2 separate regions of the Homo sapiens genome follow, and region 2 is linked to region 1. Evidence: read pairs that join two places in POLR2A ChIA-PET (ENCODE). Cell type or tissue: B cell. All regions are shown on one strand. Links, peaks and the distances in the headings refer to the core of each region. The heading gives the core; the rest is flanking DNA.

Region 1 (2,905 bases), core at 265-2,764:
GGAAAACAGATAAGCAAATATTATGTCTGATGGTGATGGCAGTATTACAGGATAGAGCAGGATAACGAGAAGGAGTTCGGAAGATAGTTTGGGTTAGGAAGATCAGGGTCTGAGAGGTGCCATTTGAACAGGGAGTCAAAGGAGGTGAGGGATTCATGTGGATATCTGGGGGAGAGTGTTCAAAGCACAGGGGCTAGCACGTGCAAAGGCCCTGTGGTAGGAACATGCATGGCATGCTTAAGGAATAGCAAGAAGGCTGGTGCAGAGTGACTGACAGGAAAGGGGTAGAGATGAGGGCAGAGTGATGGACCAGTAAGGTGACGAGGACACTGAATAATATTAAATGTAATGGATGAAGCCAACCACATGCAGCACTTACACTAGTGCTTGGCTTATGATAAGGATGACAAATAGCAGCTCCAATTGTTATAGGACCAGAAGCTCTCCTGATTCCTCTCTGCCTCTTGCCAATGCCAGGCCTCAAAAATGTTTGTTGAGGCTGGGTGCAGTGGCTCATGCCTGTAATCCCAGCACTTTGGGAGGCCAAGGCAGGCGGATCACCTGAGGTCAGGAGTTCAAGACCAGCCTGGCCAACGTGGTGAAACCCCGTCTCTACTAAAAATACAAAACTAACTGGGTGTGGTGGCATGTGCCTGTAGTCCCAGCTACTAGGGAGGCTGAGGCAGGACGATCACTTGAACCCAGGAAGTGGAGGCTGCAGTGAGCTGAGATCACGCCACTGCACTCCAGCCTAGGTGACAGAGTGAGACTGTCTCAAAAAAAAAAAAAAAAAAAAAAAGTTTGCTGAATGACTAAAAGGACATGTCAGGGCCAGGCACGGTGGCTCATGCCTGTAATCCCAACACTTTGGGAGGCTGAGGCAGGCAGATCACCTGAGGTCAGGAGTTCAAGACCAGCCTGGCCAACATGGTGAAACCCCATGTCTACTAAAAATACAAAAATTAGCTGGTGTGGTGGCGGGCACCTATAATCCCAGCTATTCAGGAGGCTGAGGCAGGAGAATCACTTGAACCCAGGAGGCGGAGGTTGCAGTGAAGTGAGATCGTGCCACTGCACTCACTCCAGCCTGGGTGACAGTGACTCCATCTCAAAAAGAACACAAATAAATAAAAAGGGGCCAGGCACAGTGGCTCACGTCTGTAATCCCAGCACTTTGTGAGGCTGAGGCGGGTGGATCATGAGGTCAGGAGTTTGAGACCAGCCTGATCAACATGGTAAAATACCATCTCTACTAAAAATACAAAAATTAGCTGGACGTGGTGGCGCACTCCTGTAATCCCAGCTATTCAGGAGGCTGAGGTAGAAGAATTGCTTGAACCTGGGAGGCAGAGCTTACAGTGAGCCGAGATCGCGCCACTGCACTCCAGCCTGGGCGACAGAGCAAGACTTTGTCTCAATAAATAAATAAATAAATAAATAAAGGATAGCCAGGCGCCGTGGCTCATGCCTGTAATCTCAGCACTGTGGGAGGCCGAGGCAGGCAGATCACTTGAGGTCAGGAGTTCGAGACCAGCCTGACCAATATGGTGAAATGTGAAACTCTGTCTCTACTAAAAATACAAAAGTTAGCTGGGCTTGGTAGCAGGTGCCTGTAGTCCCAGCTACTCAGGAGGCTGAGACAGGAGAATTGCTTGAACTCGACAGGCGAAGGCTGCAGTGAGCCGAGATCGTGCCACTGCACTCCAGCCTGAGCAACAGAGCGAGACTCCATCTCAAAAAAAAAAAAAAAAGTAAATAAATAAAAATAAAAATTAAAAAGGACATGTCAGATATCCTCAGTGCTCAGGATTTCTGCTGGGCTGTGAGCCCCATGACGGCAGGTCTGGGTCTGTCTTGGTCCTGGCTGTATACACAAAACACCCCAGCACACGGCACTACCCAGGGGCAGGGTTCAGCTGTTACATTTGTTGACTGCTTGTCACAGTCTCCAGTGTCTGAATATGAGCCCCACCGAGGTCCACACTTCTGGATGTGTTCATGTGTCTGGGAAAGTGAATGTTGGGGTTGTTCAACATGCACTCATTAAATATTCCTGGCGTGGCTTCTCTGTGTTTGGCCCTATGCTGGGGACACAGCAGTGATCAAGACAGGTCTGGCTATGTCCTCACGGGGCTCCATCCAGTGGAAGAGACCAACCTGTCCCCAGTGATGACTCACAGTGGGCAGGGCTGCCATGAGAGACCCCAGAGAACTTGGCAGTCAGGGAGGGCTTCCTACAGGAGTGAGCATTGGAGCCACAGCTTGGAGGACACATGGGTAAGATAAAGAAGGGATAAGCCAGCTGTGATGGCTCAGGCCTGTAATCCCAGCACTTTGGGAGGCCCAGCTGGGAGGACTGCTTGAGGCCAGGAGTTTGAAACCAGCTTTGGCAACATCGAGAGACCCCAACTCTACAAAAAATTTAAAAATTACGCAGGCGGCCAGGTGCTGTGGCTCACACTTGTAATCCCAGCACTTTGGGAGGCCGAGGCAGGTGGATCACAATGTCAGGAGTTCGAGACCAGACTGGCCAAGATGGTGAAACCCTGTCTCTACTAAAAATACAAACATTAGCCGGGTGTGATGGTGGGTGCCTGTAATCCCAGCTACTCAGGAGGCTGAGGCAGAAGAATCGCTTGAACCCGGGAGGTGGAGGTTGCAGTGAGCCAAGATCGTGCCACTGCACTCCAGCCTGGGCAACAAGAGTGAGACTCCATCTCAAAAAATAATAATAATAAATAAAAATACTAAATAAATAAATAAATAATTACGCAGGCGTAGTGGCACTTGCCTGTGGTCCTAGGTAGTTGGGAGGCTGAGGCAGGAGGATCGCTTGAGCCAGCAGGTCAAGGCTGCAGGGCTGTGATTGTGCCACTGCACTCCAGCCTGGGGGACAACGCAAGAC
Region 2 (2,905 bases), core at 171-2,670, 140 kb before region 1:
ATGAACACCTGGGGCTGGGGAGTGGGAGGCCCTCTCCTGCTGGGCTGGTTCCACCCTAGGGCCCCCCTTGACACCCACACCGGACGCACCCACCCTGTCCCGCCCATACCTGCAGCTGCCTGAGGAGCTTGGGGATCTGCCTGCAGTTCAGCTTCTGGCAGGCCTGCTTGTAGGCGCCGATGACCTCGTCCACGGTCACATTCTGGGCTGCAGGCACAGGGGACCCAGGCCTGTGACTGTCCACACCCCGAGTCCTTCATGGGGCTCCACCCACTCCCGCCCTAAGGCCTCTGCCCATACTGCCCTCTTCAGCCCTCCCCCAACAACAGGCTGCCTGAGCTCTGTCCTCCCTTTCAGGCCCCCCGCTGGCCACTGCCCGAGGTAAAGTGCCCTTGGGCACCCCCACCCCAAGTCACCACTGCCCTCCACGCCTCACCTCCGCTCCAAGCACCTTCACACAAATACACAATGAACAGCACACAATCTTTCTACACATCAGCCACCTCCCCTACTAGCCCGGGAGCCCAGGAGGACAGGACTGGGGCTGTCTTGGTCACCACCATGTCTCCAACACTGTCTCGGTGTTTTGTTTGTTTTTGAGACAGGGTCTCACTCTGTTGCTCAGGCTGAAGTAAAGTGGTGAGAACATGGCTCACTGCAGCCTTGACCTCCCAGGCTCAAGCATCCTCCCGAGCAGCAGAGACCAAACGCTTGCACTGTCACGCCCAGATCATTTTTATTTCTGGTGGAGATGGGGTGTCACTATGTTGCCCAGGCTGGTCTCGAACTCCTGGGCTTCAGCAATCCTTCTGCCTCAGCCTCCCAAAGTGCTGGGATTACAGGTATGAGCCACTGTACTTGGTCCTTGGTTTGTTTTTTTTTTTTTTGTATTTTTGTATTTTTGGGTGAAAGAATGAATCCTCACTTCAACCCTATGAGGAAACCAAGCTCAGAGAAACAACCTTGCCCAAGATCACACACCTGGTATATATGCGAGCCGGGCTTTGAACTCAGCTCTCAACTACAATGCCACGTGCCTCTCAGGATCCCCACTCCCAAAACACTCTCAACAGCTAAACATCGCCGTACGCTATTCAGGGCCCGGCCCCTTGACGCAGGACACAGAAGCAGTTGGAAGAGACAGGCCTGGTCCCGGGTGTTCCCAGGCTAACAGGCAGTGGCTCCCAGCATGAATGAAGGGACGTAGCCCAAACCCAACAGCTGCAGCCCCGGTCCCTGGAGGGCCACAGCCGCCACCATGCGGAAGGGAGGGCTGGGCTTTCTATCTACACAGATTTGCCTTTTCTGGACATTTCATTAAAATGGAATTGAAACTGTGTGGCCTTCTGCGGTTGGCTTCTCTTACTGAGCATAATGAGCGTGAGTTTCAGTCCCTTTATACTGCTGAAGAGTAATTATAGGATGTGCTGCGTTGTGTTTGCCCATTCACCAGCTGACAGGAATTTGTACTGTTTCCAGTTTTTGGCTATTAGAGCTTGGATTTTACCTCAGGGTGACCAGCGGAGCAGGAAGGAAAGGCTAGGAGCAGAAGAGGGAGAGGTCAGGACTGGCCGTTAGAAAGATCTTCGGGCCAGCAGATATTGGGCATGGAGATGCCACAATGGGCAGGGAAGGGGGCCAGGAAGAGGGCTTGCTGGCAGCTTCTTGGGGGGGGGGCCCCTCGCCCTGCTGCCAATCCGCTGCTGCTGGACGCAGTGGGAGTCCCTGAGAGAGCTCCCAGTCCAGTAATATCTCCGTGTGGACTCCTCCTCCTGCCACCCTGCTAGGCCAGGGGCTCTGGACCCCTGGTCTCATCAAGCACTGCCCCATTTTCTAGGGGAAGAAGCTGAGGTCTGGGTAAAGTATGGTGTCTCCCTGGGACCAGGTGGCTGGTCCAGAGCAGAGTCTAACATCAGACCCTGGGACTCCGCTCTGGCCACTGTGCTGGGTGGCGGTGGGTTGCTGAACTGCGGTGCTGGAGGAAAGAAGCCGACAGAGGCCAGCCGCCAGCCTCCCCAGAGGTCAGGCCTGGTCCCTGCCTGAGCACTTCCTCCTCCTTGGGGGTGGAGGCCTGGGAGGAGCTGCAGGGGATCAGCTGATGGCAGGTGCCCCTCTTGCAGACAGAAAGGGAGCTGTCTGACAAAGGCCCATGTGCTTGGTGACCCTGGAGCTCTAGTGGGGACCGGAGCTTGCCCTGCCTGGGAAGGCAGCCCCCAGGACTGCAGCAGCTACCCCAAGCCATGGACAAGCCCATGCATGCCCTGGTCTTAACCATTTGACCCCCAAAGGGCCCACGAACTTGAGGGGAGACACTTATCTCTTTATTTTCATGAATGGAACTGAAATTTAGCATTTCCTTCTTATTAACAGAGGCCAAAAGAGAGAGAGAAAAGAAACAGTGTTTAGCAGACCTTGAGACTGACATGAAAAGAAACGACAGATATTTTCCCATTGCATCAAGTTACTGCAGATTCTGAATGCCCATCACTACTCTGAGACTGAAGGCCTTATTACAGCTGCTGCTACATCCTATCGCTTCACATGTCAATTCAGTGAGGAAGAGCATTTAGCTAATGATATTCCAACTGGCATCCTTTGCAATCCTATTTAATGTTTCGCCTTAAAAATCATCATTCCAGGCCAGGCATGGTGGCTCATGCCTGTAATCCCAGCACTTTGGAAGGCTGAGGTGGACGGATCACTTGAGGTCAGGATTTCAAGACCAGCCGGGGCAACACGGCGAAACTCAGCCTCTACTAAAAATACAAAAATTAGCTGGGTGTGGTGGCACGCTCCTGTAGTCTCAGTTACTCGGGAGGCTGAGGCAGGAGAATCACTTGAACCTGGGAGGCAGAGGTTACAGTGAGCCAAAATCGCGCCATTGCACTCCAGCCTGGGTGACAAG

What was found. ChIA-PET counts read pairs that join two places held together with the same protein. Peaks named below come from ENCODE experiments on the same cell type or tissue, not always from the same donor. Only the 100,000 strongest peaks of a DNase experiment are listed, where the experiment ranks them.
Region 2: POLR2A ChIA-PET joins it to region 1 with 8 read pairs; 3 of 35 experiments call an interaction of 5 or more read pairs at or near these places.

Annotation. Positions count from the first base shown.
Region 1 is chr19:44,995,521-44,998,425 of GRCh38, reverse strand. No RefSeq gene overlaps it. Among named protein-coding and RNA genes, the nearest start is that of RELB, 4.5 kb to the left of the region's middle. In B cell, for the core only: no CTCF peak of the experiment used is centred there; no DNase peak of the experiment used is centred there.
Region 2 is chr19:45,135,816-45,138,720 of GRCh38, reverse strand. It overlaps PPP1R37 (protein phosphatase 1 regulatory subunit 37), which reads right to left. Exons shown (of 13, transcript NM_019121.2): 2 at 110-207. Among named protein-coding and RNA genes, the nearest start is that of NKPD1, 24 kb to the left of the region's middle. RefSeq lists enhancers at 261-833, 1,012-1,111, 2,718-2,905 and a silencer at 2,383-2,583. In B cell, for the core only: no CTCF peak of the experiment used is centred there; a DNase peak (open chromatin) is centred at 1,310; H3K4me3 peaks cover 590 bases; H3K27ac peaks cover 1,230 bases.